Regions from separate parts of the Homo sapiens genome. Here all the other regions are linked to region 1. A link is a loop called in an ENCODE intact Hi-C map of the cell type or tissue named here. Cell type or tissue: heart left ventricle. All regions are shown on one strand.

Region 1 (4,000 bases):
ATCACCTCTGTGTTACTGGACACATTTTATAGTATGTCAGAGTTTTAGTTTTCTTATTTTTAAAAATGGGTAATCAGTGCCTAGTACATAGTGTTTTGACTCTTCAAAAAGTTAATGTAGATAAAACAATTCAAGTGTCTGGCATATAGAAGGCATGGGATGAAAGGGCAACTTTTCATATTACTTATTGAAGAACAGTTAAAAACTCAAAGAGGCAAAGAGTAAAATGGTGGTTATCAGAGCCTCAGGAAATGGGGAGTTGTTCAAGGGGTATAAAATTTCAGTTATACAGGATGAACAAGTTCTAGAGGTCTGCTATATCATACTATTCATAGTTAACAATACTGTATTGTACACTAAAAATTTTGAGAGAAAAAAATGCATGAACTCCTTTATCAATAGAATTTTCATAACTAACACTATGTTTACTATGGGCCAGTAACTACATGTATTCATTTAATCCTGACAACACCTCTATAAGGTAAGTTCTATTATTTATTATCCCATTTTTTTAGATGAGAAAACTAAGGCACAGTAATATTGAATGCCTTACTCAAGACTATAAAAACCCCACAAGTCACAGTGCTGGGATTTGAATACATATGTTTTGGTTCCTCTGTCTGTCCAAGAAACTCTCAGTTTTGATTCCTGTACTTTGCTCTTAGTCATGCCTTAGGTAATATTGCTCCTCCCTCTCTTTTTGTCTCCCAATGTGTTCTGGACAGACTTTTCTCATAAGACCTGTAATACAGTGATATTGTTTGGCTGTGTCCCCACTCAAATCTCATCTTGAATTGTAGCTCCCATAATTCCCACATGTTGTGGGAGAGACCTAGTGGGAGATAACTGAATCATGGGGGCGGCTTCCCTCATACTGTTCTCATGGTAGTGAATAAGTCTCATGAGATCTGATGGTTTTATAAGGCGTTTCCCCTTTCACTTGGCTCTCTTTCTCTCTTTCCTGCTGCCATGTAAGATACGCCTTTTGCCTTTCACCATGATTTTGAGGCCTCCTCAGCCATGTGGAACTGTGAATCCATTAAACCTCTTTTTTCTCTATAAATTACCCAATCTTGGGTATGTCTTTATCAGCAGTATGAAAATGGATTAATACATACAGTATTGCCTCTAAATTTGTTTCTATGTCTATCTTCCTGTGCTAGGCAGAAATATTCATGAGAACGGTAGTTATTTGAAACTAAGTTTTGTGTCTACAGAACTTGGAATACAGAGACACTCTACATTCACTCAACCTTTGCAGGGGGAACTCTCTATTTTTTTCTATACTCCCTAACTATGCCATTCTCTGTGTATATAAAAGTATTCCAGTGTGAGTCCTCTTGAGTACCCCCAAGGTTGACAGTGACACATTTGAACAAGAAATACGGACATATTATAGAATTACATGTAGCACTAAGAATTCCTTCTCATTAACTAAAAGGCTCTGGTTTCATCTGCAGGCCATGCAACATGGTGTCTGATGTTGTGCAATATTTTCCTCTCTCTGTTGCTTCTTAGGATTGAGTGAGAAGAAGCCTGTTTTTAAATAAATAAACAGCCAAGAATCTGAACAGGCTGGCTTCAAACCTGCTATGTAACAGCTTTGTGATGTCTGGCAAGTTACTATCCCCTTTGAATTATGGTTTTCTCCATGATAATGAGAAGAGTAATATTAACACTCTGACAGGGAGGTTTTAATAATCCAATGAGATAATGTGAAGTGCTGAGCATATAGGCCACAGATAGTATATGCTCAATTAGTGCAAAATATTATTACTATTACCATCATCTTCATCCTCATCATCTCTTATCCCCTTGAACTGCTGTGGCCTAATCTCAGAGGCAAAGATTTTATCCTGCTCATCAATTACTCTCTGTTCTACAAATACATTCCACCACCAGGTTTCGAGTAATGATACACAATATTTTCATCCCAAATCTTTGGTTATTTGATCATTTTTATGAGACCGAAGCTGAATTATTAAAACTGCTTTATATTTGAATATAAAATCTATGTATAAATATGCTTCAAACCTAGCCTATTCCAAAACTTTTTTCTTGGGTCATGTCATGTGGTTTCCCTGTAGAGTTGAAGCTGTGCAGTTTTGAGGATGACAAAGTGGACTCAATTGTAATTCTGCTTTGAGGTACCTGACCTTCATTTGTGTGTGGCCCCAGAACCCCTGTGAATTCAGGCTCCTGGGGAGAAGAGCCATCAATCAGCCTGGGAGTAGATTCCTCCTCCTCTTCCTCTTCCTGGGCCTTCTCAGGCTGTGGGGGTGGAGTGAGGAGCTCTCTGTTCCCTGAAGGCATCACTGTGGCTATTTCAATCTGAAAAAAAAAAAAAAAAGAGAATTTCTTCAGGCCAACTTCTCAGTCACTCTGTGTGGCAGTGACACAAATTTAAAATGTACCCATATTTGCCACAAGAGGACACTCATGTTCTAAAGTTCAATAGTTTGACCATCCTGCTTGCTTGGAGGAACACACATGGTTCTAGTAACTGTTGTTTTTAATTAGTTTTGTTTCTCAAATCTTAGAAGTTGTTTCCAATGCCTTTTTTTTTTTGGTCTTCTTGTTCTTTAATATCGTATATGTTTGTTCATTTCATAGGTTTAAAAAAAAGCTCATTTATTGTTTTCTAATAATAAGTAGCATTATAAGAATGCATCAATGTTGTGAAAGCTTCACATTAATTCAGAAGTGTACAGAGTAAATTCAAAACTCCCCTTTACCATCCAGCTCTCATTCTACTCCCCTTGAAGGTAATAACTGAGCAGAAATTGATACATATTATCTTGTCCTTTCAATCCTTGATTTCCTAGGTTCAAATATTCTGTTCCTTACCAATGACTTATACTGTCTCTAATGGCATTTTACTGAAAAGTATCCTTTATACTAAAATAAAATATATAGTGACATAAAAACTATGATTTGATTGTGATATGCCATTTCTCATGTGTTTTCAATATTATTAAAATAACAAATATTGTAATGATATCTAGGTATGTTAAAATGGACTTCTTTGAGAACGTTGACACTAGGAGGCAGTTATAAAATTACAAAATTATTCAAAGGTTTTTTTTTATATTATATTTTAGATTACAACTGCTTTGCTCTTATCTAACTTGTACATTTTAAGTAATAGAATCATTGCTTTTAAGAATACTGTTTGGATTTAGGAGAAATCTTCTCTTTCAGATTTCTTCCCTTGTCTGAATGTCTATTTCTTTGTGGTACTTAGTAAATGTCTACTTCTCTGACGGTCTCGTAAGCTTGGGCTGAAAATTTGCTCCAGGCAATTGGGATGGCGACATCCAGGACCCACTTTTTGTGGCCCAGTGTCCTTGTGGTATCCCCAGAAATCCCAGACTTTCCCTTAACCACACCAATATGGCCTTTTGCTTTTTTCCACCCTTCTTTATTTGCTTTCATTAAGAAAGTAAAGAAACACATAAATTATTTCTGGATTACTTAATACCAAGTGATCTGCAAACTATTCCTTTCATCTATAACACAGGTATATTTTCAGACCAGGTATTTTCTAGGTGTTTGAGTAACCAAAAAATTTTAGGAATACACTTATGATTTAATATCACTTATAATAGATTTAAAAGCATTGCAAATCACAAATGAAAATTATTCTTTTTAAGGAACACTAAACTTTCTTTTATCAGTTTATATTTCTGAATTGTGCATCCTTCTGTGCTTCCATAGAGTCTCTCTATTTCAGCCTTTTCTGTGCTGTATTACATTGGTTCCATTTGTTTTCTGCATTTCCAAGCCTGCTGGATGGTAAAGTATGTCATGTCTTTTATCTGTGTACCTCTAGGCTGTAAGCATAATAGGCAATCAGCAAGTACTTATTGAAGTATAATTTTTTCCAACTTTGCTTGTCCAAAATATATCTAAGTCACAGCTCTATGTTTAGAGATTTTCTGAGACAAATCAGTGAATGTGCTAATACTTACTTTAAATTATTTAAAGCATGAAATCAAAA
Region 2 (4,000 bases), 200 kb after region 1:
ATATTTACGAAAAAATAAAACTTCACTAAAGTGACTGGCCAACTCTTCTTTCCTTAAAAATATCAACCCTTCATTTTTGATAATACATGTAGCGAGAGTAATAATAAATTCTTTTAACTTTTTCTCAGAGGCAAAGTGAAATTTAATTCGCATTACATTTTTTGGGAACTTCGCCATTTTAGTAACTTCAGAAAAGATTATCCTGTGTATATCCATCAAATGGTGATTTCTTTGTTCAGATTTTTTTCAACCCTGTTATTTTCCTGCCCAAGGCAATAATGCAGGTCATCTCTAGATGCTTATAAAATTTCTGAAGAGTAATCCAATCTCCCCTGTGGCAAATACACAATTCAAAAAGTAATAGTCACCACCACTAGAACATAAGATCCACAAGAACTAGGGCCATATTTGTCTTCCTCATCCTTTCTCCCCATGCCTAGAGCAGAGCTCATCCATGATGGGTTCCCGATATAGCTTCTGAATGACTGAACAAATAGATCCATTGGAATTATCCTGCGGCCTTTTGAAAGTCTTCATATAACATTTGTATTTGGGTTTTAAATAGCTATACAATATATGTGTTGAAGAAGCTATTTCAAGTGTTTTTCAGTCGTTACTACTGAATATACTTTATATTTTTTCTGGGTTCCTATAGGCAGTTTATTCCAATTGTAGAAGTTGCATTTTTCTTCTGCAAACTACTGCTAGAAAGCATGTTCTGAGTAAATATAGGACTTCTGAAAGAAGTGCCTGATCATAGTATGGAATTTCTTCCAGAAGGAAGTACACATGGCGGAATCATGATATAAAGATTTTTTTTTCTTTTCATCTCCAGTAAGAAAATACACCCCTTCAAAAGGAGGAATGTGAATGAGCTGCCATGTAAACTGAGTTCATTCCCCTTTGGCCCATCCACTGAGCTTCAATCTTTCTGGAGATTTATCTTCTAAGTGTAATGCTCTTGGAATTTCCAGACCAAATTTTTCTGAAAAGATGATAAATCAAACTGTCTTTAGGGTGTTAGGCTAAAGATATATGTAACACAATTATATTGAATATTTACACCATACCTTAGTGATAAATATTTCCTTTGAAACTTTCTAAAGAATATAAGCAGCTGGATTACAAAATGTCAAAAGTAAAGACAAAACTAAGACTCAGAGATTAAGGGAGTATTTTGATACTTGAAAGATAAGATTTTGTCATAAAATTTGATGTGTTTTGCTTTTGATAACTGATTATTTTACAATTTAGTAATGTTGAAACTCTGTTGTCTGGGCTAAGTGAATAGTAGAGAGACTGACCTGATTTTCTTAATATCTAATATTTTATAAAAGCATATTATAGAATTAAGATTAAACCATTACTCTGAAATTTTAGAACATAAGACTTTTTTAATTCAAAATTTTATTTTGTAGAAGAAGGGATATAAAGCTCAGAAATATTTTTAAAAATGATTTGTCCAAGATTGCAAAGTAATGGAGGAAAAAAGGAAGAGGGACAGAGAGGGAGAGAGAGAGAGAAAGAGAGAACAACAACGCTACTTTTCTTTCTATCCTGTTCTGCTTCCTTTACTCCTCATTAGGTGGCACTGTCTCTCAAATTTAGAGAGATTAAAACTGAAAATGCTAAACTCTCAGAGTTGCCATTCCCAAGAATAAAACAAGTAAGGTAGGTAAAGAGAAACTGCATCCCACTCACCCAAATCAGAACACTGGACCACTCGAAGATGGCATTGACAGCGGAAGGGGCACACTGGGCCTAGGGAGGGCTCGAAGTCGCGGTCATCAGGAACTTCTGGGCCTATCCCAGAAGCCTCATCTTCTAGCATAAAGTCAAATAAGCCTCTCTGTTGAAACGGTCCAGCCCAGGAAACTTGTGCAAGCAGAAGGAGGATGATAGTGGCCTTCATGATTTATCTCATGTATTTTCACAACCAGGGAACCTAGGAAACAAATGAGAGATTTAAGAAGAGTAGCACTGCCTAATCTGTGTGTCGTTTCTTATATAATATGCCACAATACAGTGAGCACAGAGAAAAGATGCAAAATAATATTTCATTTGTTATCAGGAAGCAGAGCATTAAAAATGTATTGAAAGACAATCAGGTACATTATAGTATCATTTGCACAGCTATTTACTTAGGATGAGAAATCTGAGTATTATTTAAATCTGCTTGTTTGAATTTTGGGTCTAAACTAAGATGATATACTATATATCCAAATCATTTGCAAAATTGTCATGGTAATAAATCATGTTGGGCTTTTCAATGCTCACTTAACACATGGTCAGATAAAATTATCTCTATCCACATAGGAGATCTCCAATTTCTGCTTCAGAAATATCTCTGGAAGCCAGTCACATCTCTCCATCCTACCACAATTATTTTGATCCAGGCCCTTCTCATCTCTCCCTAAACTACTACAAGAGCTTCTAATTCATCTCTGCCTTGCATATTTCCTCTATTTCAGTCCATCTTCCATTTTGCTGCCTGAGTCATCGTCTAAAAATTCAATTTTGTCTTATTAATTTCTACTATAAACCATTTATTAACTTCCTATGGCTTATCAATACTGTCCACAGTCCCTGTGCTGTATGTCAGACCACTCATAAATTGGTATGAATTAATAGCTCTAGCCACATTCCTTTTCATTGTCACTCCATTCCCAGTCCTCACCTGAACCCTGACAATCAAAGCTACTTGCCATGTAGAATACCGACCTTGCAAGAGAGTTGTAAAGATTAAATGAGATAGTGGGCTTCTCTTCTGTGTCCCCTGGCTCATCCAGGCAAGATGCTGCTTTCTCCCTCTTCTCTGCTCCCAAAGCACGTTGCTCTTACCTCTTTTAAAGAACTTATCACATTATATTGCAATTTGTTTTGCGTGCTTGGTCTGTCCCTCACTAGACGATGTACTCCTTCAGGGCGTGTCTTATTATTCCTTGTTCTGTACCCGGGCCTTGCACAATATTTTGCACACAAATGACTCAATTGACCATCACTTTATTGACAAGACGATTTATTCCATTTGTTCCAAGCAATCAGTCTGATTTTTTAAAACACAAAATTAGCTTTTTTTCAGTATCGAATTTCTGATATAAAAAAAGCAGATTGAAAACCTCAACTTGGTATAAGCAAGATCGGCTTTAAAAAATAAATCAATTTCCTAGTTTCTCAAACATTATGTTTAATAAGCTAATAAACACATATGGAAAATTCTGATTTTTATGTGATGTATATATGATCTCATTTTGCTAACAGGGCATTTTGTAAAAAAACAAGTATTGTTTTGATAAATGTATTCCATATTTATCCATTCATTCCACAAGCACGAATCTATGTTGTTAAATCAACTGAAGTGCACTAAATAAATCTGAGTGACAAAATCGTAATAAATCTGAATAACAAAAGTACTTGATTATATAGCAGCAAAGTCATTTGGGAGATGAAATATTTTTTAAATTGCATTGAAACCATTCTGATATCTCCAAAACATAGTAGATATTTAGTCCCATCATAGCAGATATTTAGTCCCATCATCTCTACCTTGAATTGTACACTTAGACGAATCCATATTAAAGCTGTACGTTCGTAAGTAGAATCTTACAGCTGTTTTGAGTCATTATCCAATTGTAGCATATTAAAAAAAAGAAGAAAGAAAGAAGGAAGGAAGAAAGAAAGAAAGAAGGAAGAAAGAAAAGGAAAGAAAGAAAGAGAAAAAGAAAGAAAGGAAGAAAGTGAAAGAAAGAGAGAGAGAGAGAGAAAGAAAGAAGAGAAGAGAAAAGAAAGATCTTTGTATGATCTAACCTTAAGGTATCTTCTGGGAATTTTTGCCTAGATTCTCTAGAGAAGAAACAAATGTTTTTCAGTTTCTTACATGTTTGTTCTTAGTTTATATTTACTACTGATATGTGTCTAAGGCAGCACATGTTGAATACAGGCTTGTGGCTTTTCATTTAACAAAATATCATAAAGATTATTATTCACACTGCCACTTTAA
Region 3 (4,000 bases), 350 kb after region 1:
TTCTAGCTTCTTTTTCTTTTTTTTATTTTATTATTATTATACTTTAAGTTTTAGGGTACATGTGCACAATGTGCAGGTTAGTTACATATGTATACATGTGTGTGTAGCACTTTTATTGATTGATGGATTGTTTCTTTTTGAGACAGAGTCTCACTCTGTCCCCAAGGCTGGAGTGCAATGGCGCAATCTCGACTCACTGCAACATCCGCCTCTCAGGTTCAAGCAATTCTCCTGCTTCAGTCTCCCAAGTAACTAGGATTGCAGGTGCACGCTGCCACACCCAGCTAATTTTTTTGTATTTTAGTAGAGGTGGGGTTTCAGCATTTTGCCCAGGCTGGTCTTGAACTTCTGAGCTCAGCAATCCACCCACCTCGGCCTCCCAAAGTGCTAGAATTACAGGGGTGAGCCACCACACCTGACCTGGAGTAGCACTTTTAATCTTCTTTAAGAACTTTTCTTTTGCATTCACAATTGGGCTAACTATTCGGCACAAGAGGCCTAGCTTTCAGCCTGTCTTGGCTTTCAACATGCCCTCCTCACTAAGCTTAATCATTTCTAGCTCTTGATTAAAAGTGAGAGACATGTGACTCTTCCTTTCACTTGATCATTTTAGAGGCCATTTTAGAGTTATTAGTTGGCCTAATTTCAATATTGTTGTGTCTCAGAAAATGGGGGGCCCAAGGAGAGGGAGATAAATTAAGGAGAGGAAGAAAGATGAAGGAAGGGTCAGTTGGTGGAGCTATCGTAACACACACAATATTTACTATTAAGTTCACTGTTTTATATGAGTGTGGTTCATGGCACTCCAAAATAATTACAACAGTAACATCAAAGATCACTGATCACAGTTCACCATAACAGAAATAACAAGTCTGAAATATTGTGAGAATCACCAAAATGGGACACAGAGACACGAAGTGAGCACATGTTGTTGGAAAATGGCACCAATAGACTTGCTCCATGCAGAGTTGCCACAAACTTTCAATTTGTGAAACATGCGATATCTGCAAAGCACAATAAAGTGAAGTACAATTATGCCTGTATATGTGCCCTGTTTAAATAGCAGCCACTAGCTACATGCAACTGCTAAGCACTTGAAATACGGCTAGTGCAATGGATGAACTAAATTTTTCATTTCATTTCATTTAAATTAGTTTAAAATTCAATGAAATACTCAAGTGGCCAATGGCTACTGCATTGGACAGCACAGATCTACAACTTAATGGCTAATGAATGACCATATTCATCTGTGGAGCAGAGGAGAGTGTCTAAAACAGCATAGTGACCAAAATAATACAAGCCTAAATAAAAAAGAATCATGATTTAAAAGACTACAATTTTCAAAACTATTAAGTCTTGCTTTCTGCAACTTGTGACTTAACACACCTCTTTGACAGATTCTTGTATTATTTCACCAGAAACAGAACAGAATTCAGTTGTGTTTCACTAAATACATGGCTTCATCTTTTGGGACTTGGTTTCCTCATCTGTAAAGTGAAGTGGTTGGACTTCGTTAGATCATATTTAAATTTTTCTTTCAGCTACAGAGTTTGGAAGCACATTTAAGTGAATTGCTGGGAAAAACTGTGTGTTTGATTTTAGGTCTCATCTGTGAATTCCTGTCTCATCATCAGAATCTCTCCAACATGTTTTCCTTTCCCTCTGTACTTCTGACTCCCTCTTATCTGCCCATAGTTCAAAAGATTTCTCCTGTCTGATAGATTTATCCTTCTGCATTTGTGCTGTCAAAGAGCTTTGTTTAGACAGAGTCCAGACATACTTGTGTGTTGCTTATGAATTCTAATTAAGAAGGACAACTCCACATGAGTCAAGGTTATCTTTAAAAAAATAGAACTTTAGTCTAAGATCAGAAAGGAAGAAAAACATTATAAAATAAACTTGGCAAAAAGAACTCCAAAGTTTAAACCAAACTAAGATGGGAAGCATAGGAAGCATGTTTTTCTTTCACAAAATCAGATTAATTCTTATTTGAAGGGTTCTTTGAGCATAAAGAAACTGCCATTGCAGAAATGCAGATTTCTGATGTGGCCACCTTGAGTTTGTTGAAGAAAAACAATTCTGAAAATTCACTCAGGTCCCTCTGGCTCCCCAGGTTCTTTGCACCCTGATAAAGAAAAAGATTACACATGCGCCACCTTTTGGAAAAAATGGGAATAGCAGCAAAGAGGTCAGATTCAAAGACCATTAGCTCTATTTCACCCTCAAAGGGAAAAACAAAAAGCCAAATATCATTTATTTTTATTATAATATTTAAAAGTTATATCCCCCAGAGGTTTATTAATCATGTGACATAGAACTATTAGTAAAGTCTGAATCAAAACTTGGATTTGGTTTTTCTCATTTTCAAAATGGTAATAAGTTGATTTTGCTTTAAAACAGTAAGTCTGAAATAACCACAAAATAGCAAAACACTGTCTCAAATCCTAATGTCACAGTTTTCATTTATCCTTGGTCATGGATATAGATCTACGGGGAAAATTAATTGTTTCTATTTATTCTATCCTAGTTACAATAATCCTTAACTTTAAGTATTGTACCTCCCTTTTTCTTAGTACTTAGAGTAGAAAACCAGAGAAGCAAATCCATTTATTTTACTAGAAAGAAAATTCTTACTTGTTTTATCTAGAACCATGAAAAAGAAGTGGTATCACAAATCTGCTTAGTTTTTTTGGACTTGAAGCGTAGAGTCGAAGGCTTTTGAGATTCCACAATGCTTGGGAGAAAATGTAAGTAAAATTACTGGTTACTATAGGTAAATACCTTTTACACATGTTAGGCATTAAGGCGTGCCCTCCAAAGTTATAATGACCACTGAGCAAAATATTCTGCAACTAAACAGTAGACAATGCTGACGTATAAAATGCTTCCAGGATGGAGAGGGGAGACAGCTGAATTTCATTTTAAACAGTACTGACATATCCACAAATCTGACTTAGAGATAGTTCTCACTAGACTTGCATATTGAAGTCACAATCATAAAACAATGCTCTTCATTTATTGTCTTTAAATTCTCATCTCTGTCTGAAGACCCTTTCAAACATAATAGAATAACAAAGCATAGAGGCAAATCTGAAAAATGACTGATAGCTTCTAAGTTTCTGAGTTCATTCTCCCAACATTATTTTGTTTATACAACTGACATGTATAAGAATTAAAGAGTTCTTAAAAATATTCAACTTGAGTCGTAATCCAAATCAGATTTTTCATTATTTCCTAAAAAAAGTGTTACAAAAGCTGCTGTGATTTTAAGTATAAAACGAACGCCACCCTTGTAAATAGCAGCCATAATGTTTTAAAAAATAATTCTCATTGAATATAAATGTACTGTGTTGACTTTTATATCACTCCTTTTCCCACTCTGTAAGTTTTAATGAAATTATTTTTCCTTAAAATAAATACATGAAAGATTGATTACTAAAACAGCATTATGTGTTTTATGTTCTGCCAACAGGGAGATGATAGAGTTGGGTTTAAATTCCTCAGCACGCCCTGCTGTGGTTGTCACTCATAGCTCTCCCTTTCCAAAAACCTCAAAATAGCTTATAATGCCACGTACTATATGTGGAGTAATAATTAGGCTTTCCAGGGTACTTTCTGTTGGACAATCCCTTTGGCACACACAAAAGCCATAAAATCCAGCTCTTCACACAAAGTTCTCCAGCTTTTTTTGAATGCTTTAAAGATCATAACTGTGATATCGCTTGACAACTTGGCATGGTGAAAGCTGACTAATGGGCACTTTTGAGTATGGAGTTTTATGCTTTTTCTTTTCTTCTTTTGGGGACATCTACCAGGATTTGAGAATCAAATTGATAGGATAAACCTACAATGTACAGTCCTTGAACCCTGAAAATTAATTAAAGGCAGACATGTTAAAGGTTTTAAGTTAAAACTGATTTTTGCAAAAGGAATTTGGGTCTTCAAATGAAAAGAAAACATAAAGACCTTCCAAAGAAACTTAACATTTTAAATGAGCTTC
Region 4 (4,000 bases), 380 kb after region 1:
GTTCTGATGATCAGGTTCTGATGAGGGCCCTTTTTCAGGTTGAAGCCTGGGGACTTCTCACTGTGTTCTCAGATGGTGGAAGGAACAAGAGAGCTCCTTGAGCCTATAAGGACACAAATTCCATTGATGTGCATTACCCTTGTCATCTCCCACAAAAGCAGGGATTTGGGGTCTGTTCTATTTAGTGATTTTTACTTGAGCATTGTGTGGAATATAGTAGATGCTTTCTAACTCTGTTGTATGTCAAAAATGAATCATTATCATTTTATGGATGACAACATTAAGGCATAGAGAGGTTAAGCACATTTCCCAAGACTGCTCATGAAATAAGTGGCAGGAGTGGGATTAGAAGCTAGTCAGTCTGTCTCCAGAGTTAAGGATTTCAACTTCTATGCCACATTGTCTCCACAGGGCTAGAGTTACCGTACTGGTAATATAGCCAGATTTATGTAGTGAGAACCAAACTGTGGGAAAAAAATCAATAAATATGATACTTCAAGCAATTATATAAATAACAGCTAAAACAAAAGAGAACTGAAATGAGAATGTGGCACCCTAGAACAGCTGACATGGGACAAAAATACCTTGGAACCCACACTCCGAGTCAAGAAAAAAATCAGCATTTATTTCAGAGCCTTGGTATATTATAAAATTATTTTATGTTTCAGTTAATCATACAGCAAATATATTCTAATGATGGCCAAAATTAATTATGCTCCTTGGTAGAAGTGATATAAACTTTTAAAAATAACTATTCTTTTCTGTTTGTTTTTACTTATTTTAAGTTTAGGGGTACATGTACAGGTTTGTTACATAGATAAACTTGTGTCATGAGGGTTTGTTGTACAGATTATTTCATTACCCAGGTATTACGCCTATTACCCATTTGTTATTTTTCATGATTCTCTCTCTTCTCCCACACTCCACTCTCTGAAAGGTCCCAGTGTGTGCTATTTCTAGCTGTGCACCCATGTGTTCTCATAACTTAGCTACCACTTATAAATGAGAACATGCAATATTTGGTTTTCTGTTCTTGTGTTAGTTTGCTAAAGATAATGGTCTCCGGCTCCATTAACATCCCTGCAAAAGACATGATCTCATTCTTCTTTATGGCTGCATAGTATTCTATGGTATATATGTGCCACATTTTCTTTATCCAGTCTATCATTGATGGGCATTTAGGTTGATTCCATGTCTCAACTACGTTTTAACAGAGACACAAACCAAGCCTTGATGAGGGATTCTTGTTATATCATTCTGAGAACGTGTCTCTTTGCCTTCTTTCTAGCCTCTGTATGGGTTGGAGGAGTCTTGCCTGTGAAATGTTTCCAAGAGTACAAGCCCAGTAGCAGCACTGGTTGCAAAAGAGGTAATAAAATGTTCAGGATTAGGGATCCCCAAGTGGGCCAGCTGAAGACCATACTGCCATGAGAGAATTGGTAGACAATGGATATTGTAAAACAAATCAGAAATCCTACTTTTTTCTTTTTCTGAACAAGTGGAAGTGAATTTCAGGGACCAAGGCAAGGAAGAAGCATTGTGCTCTGAAAGTGTCCTTGACTGCACTTCTGGTTATTGTCAGGAATATTATGTGTTATGTTTGCTGGCGTATGCCTTTCCTCTATCCTCAGTGTTCTTGCTTTTCCATTATTGTAAAACCAGGACTCAGTAATCTTAGTAATGGCAGTAATCTTAGTAAATGGTAGTAATCGTAGCAAATTGCCTTAACCTCTTTGAGCCTACTTTTCATTATCTGTAAAATAGGGCTACTAGCCCTTAATATGTAATGTTTTCATAAATATTTAATGAGTTGAAATTTAGAGTGCTATGCATATGCCGTGGCAATTAGCAATCAATAAATAACAAATAATAGTAGCCACTATTAATGCTATTTATCTGAGACCTAACACATGAGCTTGTCACACAATATGTGTTCATTAAACATATGTTACACATATGAGTCTGATTGTGAACTTTTACAGAAGACTGACTACCTCTTCCCTAGACCCCATCATATTGAGGTACTCCTAGTTGGTGCTTAGTGCATTTGTTCATGCTAAATATTTACAGGGATTCAACAGAGAACAAATCTGGTGTTGAAAGTATCGAAATTTAGAGTCTGATGAAGACGCAGTCTCCAATTTTTCTACCTGGTAAAGTTGCCCTGGTGTGGATATTATACTTTGTCTTCCGTCATGTAAATGAGCTTTCTTAGTCTGTTCACTAGCACTGGCCTCAAGTTGATGTCCCTCTTGCTTGATCTTAGGGATGGCTGGCATCTTGAAACATTTTCTCCATGCCAGTAGTCATATTTGAAAAAGGAGGTGGTGAGTTCTCAAATATGACAGAATGTCTATGTTTTAAAATTTGCTGAATATGGGAAATTGCCTTGGGCACGGCTTTCATTAGATGCTGGGGTTACAGACCTGGGTGCTGAGTTAAGCTGCATCGCCATCTCGTGGTCAGTTGATGTGGTGGCCAGAGACAGAGCGTTTAATGAGTATGTGAGTGAGCAGATTTCATATGCTAGAGTTGAAGGGAACTTGGGGGTCACCTTGTAGACCTCTCTTACTTGTACACAAGAAAAATGAATAGAAGAAAAGAAATGACCCAATCTTTTTGTTACAGAGGTTAATCACAGAATTGCCATCCCATTTAGTTGCTATTTCTCTCAACAGTGTGCAATATAGGATGTGTGTCTTTAGCTGAATACTTGAGTTTTCATGTAGTTGCATGACTTACTATGAACATGAACGCTCTTACTTTTAAAATGGGGCTGATATTATTGTTGTAAGTATCAGTTGAATGATGGAGTATGCAAAAGGACTTTATAAATAATTAATTATTGAAAGAAATCTAAATATTATGTTTTAAAATTTTTTTGGTGTGGAAACAGATGCCGTCTCATTCAAAGTTGCATCTGCAGTTGAAAGCCACTCACTTATTTATTCATAAGTTAACTTCCATGAGTATGTATTGGGCAGTTGCTATGTCATCACCACAGGAAGAAAGGACACAAAGAGTAAGAAAACACAGACTTAACTCTTAAATAAATTACAGTCTAATGATGAAGAAAACATTAATACAATGTGCAATGTGTTGTGATAACAGATATTAGAGTAGATCCCAGAGACTGGTGCCAACTTCAGTGCTTGCACATAAAAAGAGAGTGTTCAATTCTGTGAGTTGGGGTGGAGCAGGGTTGCAAAGACAGAATAAGCTTTATATAGGCAAAAATAAACTTGAGTTAAGTCTCAGGTAAATACCAGTAGTATGCCAGGGAAATAGGTGAGGGCAGTTGGGAAAAGGAAATTATGTATATGAAATGCTAAAACCCTGAAAAACAAAACTTTAAAAAGAACAATATTATCTTATAGTTATGAAAATATTTTAGTTCTGGACATATGTCTTAAGGAACTCATGGATCTCATTCCAAACAAATGACAAAATAATTTGGCTTGGGGCCAGTATTTCATAACATATAATAAAATTTGATATTTTTTGAAATTATGAAAACTAAGATAATTTTAAATTGTGGAATACGTTATACCATAAAGAGTCAATAGAAAATGATGAGAATCAAATGCTTTATGAAAGCTCATCTAGACTAATGGTTTTATCAATTTCTATATTACACACTCATCTTTTAGTTCCATGTATTAACAGCTGTTGGAGTTTTTTTCTATTTCCCTTTCATCATACCAGGTATTTGAAAGAAAACCTTAATGGCCTAAAAGTCATACTTTCTCATTTCAAATTCCTTCTAGTTTTCTTCACTATCCTCTGGCATTCAGAGAATTGCTTTGTAGACATATTGATTGACGGCCATCTATCCACACATCAGGCATTCTAAATGGCTCCCTTCTGGACTATCTCAGAAGAAGAAATATTCATTAGCCCTTCAAAACACAACACTGAGGACAACTCTGTCAAAGAAGATATTTCTACGCACAGCGAAAGTCAAAAATTACATTATTCCTGGGTATGTTTTCCTCTACCT
Region 5 (4,000 bases), 130 kb after region 1:
ATGTCAGGGAAGACCATGAGACTATATGGGGCCAGGCACAGTGGCTCACGCCTGTAATCCCAGTACTTTGGGAGGCCAAGGCAGATGGATCAGTTGAGGTCAGGATTTTAAGAACAGCCTGGTTAACATGGTGAAACCCCATCTCTACTAAAAACATAAAAATTAGCCTGGTGGTGGTGGTGGCCTGAGGTGGGAGAATCGCCTGAGCCTGGGGGGTGGAGGTTGCAATGAGCCGAGATTGCACCACCTCACTCCAGTCTGGGCGACAGAGTGAGACCCTGTCAAAAAAAAAAAGAAAGAAAGAAAGAAAGAAAACGAAAGAAAGAAAGAAGGAAAGAAAAAGAAAGAAAGAAAGAGAGAAAGAAGAAAGAAAGAAAGGAAAGAAAGAAAGAAAGAAAGAAAGAAAGAAAGAAAGAAAGAAAGAAAGAGAAAGAAAGAAAGAAAGAAAGAAAGAAAGAAAGAAAGAAAGAAAGAAAGAAAGAAAGGGAAAGAAAGGAAGGAAGAAAGAAAAAGAGAGAGAGAGGGAGGGAGGGAGGGACAATATGGGCTTCTTTGTGGCTATGGAGTTTGCCAACTGTGCCACTTTTGAACTCATTTCTTCCTCCCTCATCTAGATCTTGTCAAAAAATAAATGTAGGACACAAATCTAAGCCATAAAGGAGAAAATAATAAGAGATATATATGAGGAGGTAACACAGCAGGATGAGTTGGCCCGGAATTTTTAGTTTGAAGACTTACATATTAAATTCTGTGACCTTAATTGTTCCTTATCTGGATACACCAAAGAAAGGCTGGATATTGGATATATGATTGAGCTAGAATTATTCTTTGTTTGAAGTAGAGGGATATTTTGTGGACATTTTTTTTTTTTCCAAGACAGAATCTGGCTGTCTTGCCCAGGCTTGAGTACAGTGGCACGATCTCGGCTCACTGCAACCTCTATCTCCCAGGTTCAAGCAATTCTCCTGGCTCAGCCTCCTGAGTAGCTGGGATTACAGAAGTGCGACACCACGCCTGGCTAATTTTTGTATTTTTAGTAGAGATGGGGTTTCATCATGTTGGCCAGGCTGGTCTCAACTCCTGACCTGGTGATCCGCCCACTTCGGCCTCCCAAAATGCTGGATTTACAGGAATGAGCCACAGCGCCCGGGCGACATTTTGTTTTTTTAATGGAGCCAGATGCAATATCTGTGTTGTGCAGCCCAGGTATTTAAACACTTGAGCACACATCAAACACAGGAACAGCTTTTTACTTACTCTCAAGTTGATTGACCTCCAGGTAATAGTTTTCAAGGTTTTCATTGACAGTTGGTATGTTTTTAAGCTTGTTATAGGACAGATCCAGCTCAACCAGGGATGACACATTGAAAGAATTTCCAGGTATTCCACTATCAGCCAGTTCGTTGTGAGATAAACGCAGATACTGCAATGCATTAAAACGCTTGAAATACTCATCAGGGATGTTGCTGATCTTATTGTTGTCTAAGTAGAGAGTTAGAAGAGAGACAGGGAGACCAGAAGGCAGTCTGGCTATCTGATTGAAGCTCAAGTCAAGGTATTCGAGTGATTTAAGACCTTTAAAAGCAGCTGAAACAGCATCCTCTTTCAGCCGATTGTGCTGGAGATGGATGAAGGTCAGGTTTACCAATCCTTCAAAAGAGCCCAGCTTTGTGATCTTGTTATGAGTAAGCTGCAGATCCTCCAGAGATTTGGGAAGTGGGCCCACAGACTCTGTCAGGTTGTTGTGGTTTATATGCAGCTTCTTCAGTTGTTTCAATTTAGAGAAAACTCTCCCTTTTATCTTGGAGTTTTCTAGAAGGTTGTGATCTAGAATGAGCCACTGCAGATCAGTTACATTCTCAAAGGCCTTTTCATCAATATGGTCAATCTGGTTATTCCTAAGGTAAAGATACTTGATTCCAGGAGGCACCATTGGTACACTTTTCAATTTCAGCTCATCACAGTACATGGCACTTGGGTAGCTTTCAGGGCAGTTACATTCTGGTGCACAGTTTGGTGATGATTGCCCATAAATTGATAGGGGAAAATCATAATCATAGTACTGGCCACTGGTACCACCAATCAATGCCAGGAAGAGAGTAAATGCACTTAGACTCATTTTTGGCAAATGGTTTGAATCCTAAATAAAGATGAAACATTTATTAATTAAAAAAATATATACTTTCAAGAAAAAGACATTCAATTTGCAACATTAAATTCATTAGAAAATGTGCATTTTGTTATTTTATAGCTATTTTTAGTGCATCTAACAGCGTCTTTTAAATTTTTATTTAGGTATGAGGACAAAGGTGTATGTTTACAACTATGTAGTGAGCAGCTTTCAGGTTAGATTGCGTACACGTGCGCCCCCTTCTGGGCGAGCCCAGCCTAATTGTTCCAGTCAATCTCCAGGCTCTTCCTTAATGAAATGCCTTCCTGTAAGAGGTTTCTGGGTGGTGTTCATTGACCACCGAATTAGACTACTGCTTCAGATCATCTCTCAAAAAAAGAGAATGAGAAGACAGTTTTTAACTGTATACTCTACCCTACCATTCGACATCATTAAAATGACTCATGAAGAAGATCCTTACGGGAATATGGGCAACCTGAGGTTTTGCTTGTATGTGGGAGGGAAATGGAAGGCACATTCCTTTAAAAGTGTCTGGTTACTGTTGGTTCTGAGGAAGGAGAACAGAATTCTTGGTGCTGGTGTGCATGCATACTAGTTCATGTTGTGCTTAACATTCTACACTTTTTAAAGCACATTGCAAAACTGTGTTCTGGAACTAATATTTCATAAATTAGCTATTTACTAAACAAAATATTAGTAATATTTAATAATTGCTAATGTTTATCAGGAAAATGTCACACATTCTGAAGGTTTCTCTTTCTGGAAAGAGATTCAACAGGTAGAGAAAGATAGTATTTTCCAAGTTTTCAATTAGAGTTATAGTCTCTCTCAATTACTCACAAGTTCTCTACTTTCTTCATGCCAAAATCGAAGATGCCATGGTTTGCATATCTGGCTTTTAGTGGCCTCACAGAATGGAGGTGGGAGAGAGGTGTGATGTTTTTAAAGTTTGGATTTAATACTGGTGTTAGAACTATCTAGTAAATTATTCAATTGAGAATATGAATTTGAAATAATGTGTAACAGTTATCTTCTCATAGGAACATGTTTCTAAGGTGAGGCTCAAAAAAGTACATTTCAATGTCTTAGGTGCAGCAATTTAGATATGGGAAAATTGGAATATAAGAGTTAGACTTTTATAGAGTGAACAGTTGTGGCTGAGGCAAAGTTGGTAGCCCTGGGAGATAAATCATTAATGTGACGAAAGATCTACATTCTAATAGATAACTGAGAATATTATATCTTTCTATGAAAGTATGATTACAAGCTTTTGGATCAAAGTAGTTTGGGATAAGCAGGATCTTTGGGGTTAGAAACTGAAAACGTCTTTTATTTGTTTTAATTTGAAATTGTAAGGCACTTTATTTCAGATCAGATGGAACGTTATAAAACAGCTTTTAGAAATACTTTGATTGCTGACATAAGGTAACATGTAGCCAGATTCTCAGTAAATTACTCTCTAAGATTTTAATGGGGGCATTTAATTTTGCTGACAGAACTTGGCCATAATAATAATTGCATAGCACTAAAAAGAACGTGATGACATATTCCCAGAGTTATTTTAAGTTATAGAATGTAAATACTGTAAAGATTTGTCTTGCTTTATTAATAAGCTATTTTAAATTTACTATACACCAAAATATGGCAACTATAATGTGAGTATTAAATAGTAATGAAAAATGCTTCCATATTTTTTGGCAAAGTAAAAACAAGGATGCTGAATTGAATGAGAGTTTGCAACCATATAATGACTCCACTATGAGGCAAAATCACACTGTACTACCCTCAGTTTTTTCAAATACCTGTGGCTATAGAGAAAATGCTGTTTTCAAAAACGAAATCATTTCCCAGAACTTTTTAAAAAACTCG
Region 6 (4,000 bases), 350 kb after region 1:
GAAGAGGATGATACCCCTATAGCTGTGGGGTGTTTCACTGTTTTATAAGGGACTGAACTCATTTGAAATTGGCAGCTGAAGGAAGTCATTATTCTCAACTCAGAAAAGCCCAGAAACAAGTCCAGGCTGGTAATAAACAAAGCTATCTTCAATGTTCATGCCTCAGAAGTAGATTTTCTCAAAAGACACTGTATCTAATGTTGTATTTGTAGTTTTTTATTTTATTTCATAAAGAGAGCCTCAATATTTATAGCTTCAAGCCATATAAACTGAATTTGCCCCTACCTGTGCTACTTCTTTTTATTTTGTTTTGTTCATTGCACTATATTTTGAGGCCATTACTTTTAGGAACAGTCTTCAAAGTGTACAAACCAGTGGTTCTCAACTATCCTGTTCATAATAGTTGTATGGAGGGATTCTATTAAATGTGAACCCCAAGTTTCCACACTAAGGAGCTTCTGTTTCAGTAGTCTAGTTTGTAGCTTTCAGAATGAATATGTGTGTGTGTGTGTGTGTGTGTGTGTGTGTGTTTGTTTGTTTTATTCCTGTCTTTAGATCATACACTGAATATCAAATACAAAACAAATTTTTTAAAATTTAAGAGAGCTTTAGAATCTATCTGCTATTGTTGTTCTTCATTTTAAGATAAGCTGAAGTTTTTTTTTCTGTTATGTTGGGTGGCTCTCTATTCTGAAATGATGGCAGCTGCAGGGGGTTCGGGATAGGGTAGAAGGCTCAGTTTGGTTAAGCACTTTCTTTCAAAGTGGTTCTGTAAGCAGATATTTGGAAGTATTAATCTTACTCCTTATTGACCTTGCCATTGATATGGCTGGTCATTTAGAATAGTGGATATTAAACTTCAGTTCCAATCCTAAGAGACTACAATAAAAAATGTTGAAGTCATATAGATTGGGCCCAAAATAAAATATAAACAGTCCCCACATCTCCGTGTTGTAGACTTTGATATACAGCACTTTTAATTATATTGCCAACTCACTCTATTTCTTTTTAACCTCTGTTCCTTCCAGAGGACCCCTAATTCCTGCCAACCACCTGACTCTACCTCATTCCAACAGTTCCCAGACACCTGTCTCTCCCCTCCTCCATTCCATCTGCCGTAAAGCAGGCTCTGCAAAACAGTCATTAAAATCTTTAGAGATGCCATCTGCTGCCTAGTATTGTCTATGAATCATTTGAGGTTATAAATATTACATTTGCATTGTGTGGCCTGGGACCTCTGAAAAACTGACTCAACTAATTTAACATCATAATTATCATCATGGCCTAGAGGACTACAATATCCAAATAGTATTTCACTGGTAAGAGCGATGGCTTTTTAAAAGAGTGAAATAGACTCTTTCCTTATCATCCAATGAAACCTATCATCCAATGAAAACCATCATCCAATGAAACCCATCCCTGGATCAAAGATTCTGGAAGATACTACTGTCTTTAAGTTTTACTTAAACCAATTAAGAGCTAAAATGTAGCCAAGATTCAAAATAAATTATTTAGTGACATTGAAGATAGTTGAGTAGGAATATGGATAGATGAGTAATAGAAAATGCATAGTACATTGTAGGTTTAGTAGAAAGTGATTAAAGATAATCATTATATCATCTAGAAATTAAAGAAGCAAAAATAAACATTTTTGTCCATTCTTTTACTAAATAACAAAGATTTGTTTAGTCCCTCCATTTAGTACTATTATTTTTCTAATAATTATAAATTTAGAGTACATTTGATATAAATATTTAATTCTCAATATTAAATCATATTATCAAAAATACATATCAAAATTATTTACATAATTATATGAAGTTCTAAACTGCTTAAATGATTTAAAGGGTATGTATTTTGTATATATCTAATCATTTTCTTTCTTCTAAAATTATATATGAGTATGTAATTTTTTCAAAGAAGTTATTTTATAAAGTAAATCATAATAAGGTAATATAAATGCTTCCAAAATTAAAATACATGTTCCATATCACTTTCAACAACACAGTAGTATCTGTAATTAAATCCTGTAACTTGATAGAATAACCCTGCACCACCACCTGCTGTTGGAAACAAAAAATTTAATTTCATATATTCAACTTATAGCTATGTATAAGCTTGGTGCTAGGTATAAATCTTGGCGCTAGGTATAAATCTTCATGGGGATAAAGTAACATTATCATTATTATGGCTTTTATGGATTTTAAGGCTTCTTCATAATTTCTTGAGCATGTGTGTAGATTTTTAAGTATACTGATTCTACAAAGGAGGAAAGCAAGAAGTGGAACAAAACAAGTAAAGCCAAATAAAATAAATAAACACTTGCAATTTGAGTACTCTGCTGCACTTTGGGAAGAAGAGAACTTCATTTTTCTGCCACAGAATCTCTACAGTTTTTATTCTTAATAATTTCATATACTATCATTATTATTCCTGTGTATATTTATCACTGTTAACAGATATATTATCAATGTTTAATGCAAACGGAAAAAATGGCCTTTTCCATTAGGACAAACCTGTATTTGAATGCCAGCCCTTCTACTTGTTAGCTTCGAGCTCAGTCCGATTATTTAGCTTCTCTGAACACCAGGCAAAAGACTTTTTAAAAATTGAGATATACACATGGATCTTATAGGGTTTTATGAGATTTTTAAATATTATATGTAAAGTACCTGGGATACACATTAAGCACTGAATAAATGGCATCTCTGATTATGTTATTTTTATTCCATAATCTTTGTATGTGTCACTAAAATCTCAAATCTGGGAAGTTCAAATCTGATCAGACCATGGACAGATGTTAGAGAGATCATAAGAAGACATAAGAAATCTTATAGTTGAAATAAATATAAAGAGTGAGACTTGAGTCAGACACTCAACCAAACTTGATAAAAATACCAAATCTATAGTAAGTAAGCCTTACAGTTTCAGTCAACAATCCAACTGGGGATCATCTTGACAAGGAGGTTAGGGGAGGAGCACAGACAGTCCAAACATATGTTCATGAACATATGCAGATTCATCTGATGAAGGTCACCTTAGAAAGCTTGAGTCTCCCTCATAGACAAGCCTCTAACAGATTTTAAAGAATGGACTTTTATGTTTTCTGATATAAATTACTCATTAACTCTATAGAAAGCAGTAGTAGGCACATGTAATGATACATAAATAAAGTAGTGAGCAGGAACATCACTAAGGGAGTCTTTTATGAAAATCTAATTAAGTCAGAGAAATGAAATAAGACTATACATTTAGTACATATGAAATGAAGCAAAGGATAAATAAAAAAGAAAATAGATGGATGGACAGATAGATGAATGCAGAGACCTCAGAAAAGAAGTTTAGCAGGGTAGAAAGTAAAACTCTTCTTTACAATAAAATTCCAACTAACAAAGGTAGAACGAACGATAGAAATAGAAAAATCACTATTTGGAAACCATGCTAGTAATAATTATTTCAGGCAAGACTCATCAAAGAATTATTGCATAAAAGTATAGTGAGAAACAGGATGATTATATAATCTCAAAGTAGCTCACAACAAGATAGTTATTCATTACAAAGACAAAAATGGTAACTTTACATTAAAGAAAATTGGCTGACACCACCTTTACCAAATGGACAGTTAAATTACTGTTTCACTAAAGACAACATGCTGCACTGAGAAAAACACATCACTCCTGTTGTACTCCTGCCAAAAATACATGGCTTAAATCTAATAAGGAAACATCAGACAGACCCAAACTGAGGAACATTGTTCAAAATAACTGGTCTGTATTCTTTAAAAAAAAAGTAACTGTCATGAATGGCAAAGAAAAACTGACTGTTCTAGAGTAAAGGAAAATAAAAAGATATGAGAACTACAGGCAACATGGGATCCTGGATTGGTTTAGAATATTAGTGGTATAAATGGCTGAATTGGAATATGGCTTCTAAGTTAGACTGTAATGTTATTAATGTTAGTTTCTTGATTTTGTTTATTGTAATGTGGCTAAGTGACATA

What was found. Hi-C counts contacts between places; a loop is a spot of excess contacts. Peaks named below come from ENCODE experiments on the same cell type or tissue, not always from the same donor. Only the 100,000 strongest peaks of a DNase experiment are listed, where the experiment ranks them.
Region 2: a loop joins it to region 1, with 3 times the contacts of the local background. A loop is called at or near these places in 20 of 110 quality-filtered maps.
Region 3: it touches region 1 in a loop (8-fold over the local background); 50 of 110 quality-filtered maps call a loop at or near these places.
Region 4: it touches region 1 in a loop (19-fold over the local background); 88 of 110 quality-filtered maps call a loop at or near these places.
Region 5: it touches region 1 in a loop (3-fold over the local background); 44 of 110 quality-filtered maps call a loop at or near these places.
Region 6: a loop joins it to region 1, with 4 times the contacts of the local background. A loop is called at or near these places in 55 of 110 quality-filtered maps.

Annotation. Positions count from the first base shown.
Region 1 is chr12:90,975,932-90,979,931 of GRCh38, forward strand. EPYC (epiphycan) reads right to left here. Exons shown (of 7, transcript NM_004950.5): 3 at 2,157-2,331. Among named protein-coding and RNA genes, the nearest start is that of CCER1, 23 kb to the left of the region's middle. In heart left ventricle, a CTCF peak has its summit at 2,430 (motif pointing right); no DNase peak of the experiment used is centred here; H3K27ac peaks cover 1,368 bases.
Region 2 is chr12:91,176,641-91,180,640 of GRCh38, forward strand. It overlaps DCN (decorin), which reads right to left. Exons shown (of 8, transcript NM_001920.5): 2 at 1,702-1,945. The coding sequence starts at 1,912. Among named protein-coding and RNA genes, the nearest start is that of DCN, 4.2 kb to the right of the region's middle. In heart left ventricle, a CTCF peak has its summit at 1,573; no DNase peak of the experiment used is centred here; H3K4me3 peaks cover 4,000 bases; H3K27ac peaks cover 4,000 bases.
Region 3 is chr12:91,324,474-91,328,473 of GRCh38, forward strand. It overlaps LINC02823 (long intergenic non-protein coding RNA 2823), which reads left to right and starts at 2,453. Exons shown (of 4, transcript NR_183611.1): 1 at 2,453-2,747. The region is part of intron 8 of LOC105369896 (a long non-coding RNA gene); the gene reads right to left. In heart left ventricle, CTCF peaks have their summits at 2,165 (motif pointing left) and 2,364; no DNase peak of the experiment used is centred here; H3K4me3 peaks cover 1,239 bases; H3K27ac peaks cover 2,496 bases.
Region 4 is chr12:91,353,133-91,357,132 of GRCh38, forward strand. The region is part of intron 2 of LINC02823 (long intergenic non-protein coding RNA 2823); the gene reads left to right. It overlaps LOC105369896 (a long non-coding RNA gene), which reads right to left. Exons shown (of 9, transcript XR_001749251.2): 8 at 1-103. Among named protein-coding and RNA genes, the nearest start is that of LINC02823, 28 kb to the left of the region's middle. In heart left ventricle, a CTCF peak has its summit at 2,457 (motif pointing left); a DNase peak (open chromatin) is centred at 2,439.
Region 5 is chr12:91,106,861-91,110,860 of GRCh38, forward strand. It overlaps LUM (lumican), which reads right to left. Exons shown (of 3, transcript NM_002345.4): 2 at 1,258-2,140. The coding sequence starts at 2,119. Among named protein-coding and RNA genes, the nearest start is that of LUM, 2.6 kb to the right of the region's middle. In heart left ventricle, a CTCF peak has its summit at 2,369 (motif pointing left); DNase peaks (open chromatin) are centred at 1,131 and 2,371; H3K4me3 peaks cover 3,856 bases; H3K27ac peaks cover 3,507 bases.
Region 6 is chr12:91,330,454-91,334,453 of GRCh38, forward strand. All of the region lies in intron 1 of LINC02823 (long intergenic non-protein coding RNA 2823), which reads left to right. All of the region lies in intron 8 of LOC105369896 (a long non-coding RNA gene), which reads right to left. Among named protein-coding and RNA genes, the nearest start is that of LINC02823, 5.5 kb to the left of the region's middle. In heart left ventricle, a CTCF peak has its summit at 2,057 (motif pointing left); no DNase peak of the experiment used is centred here; H3K27ac peaks cover 268 bases.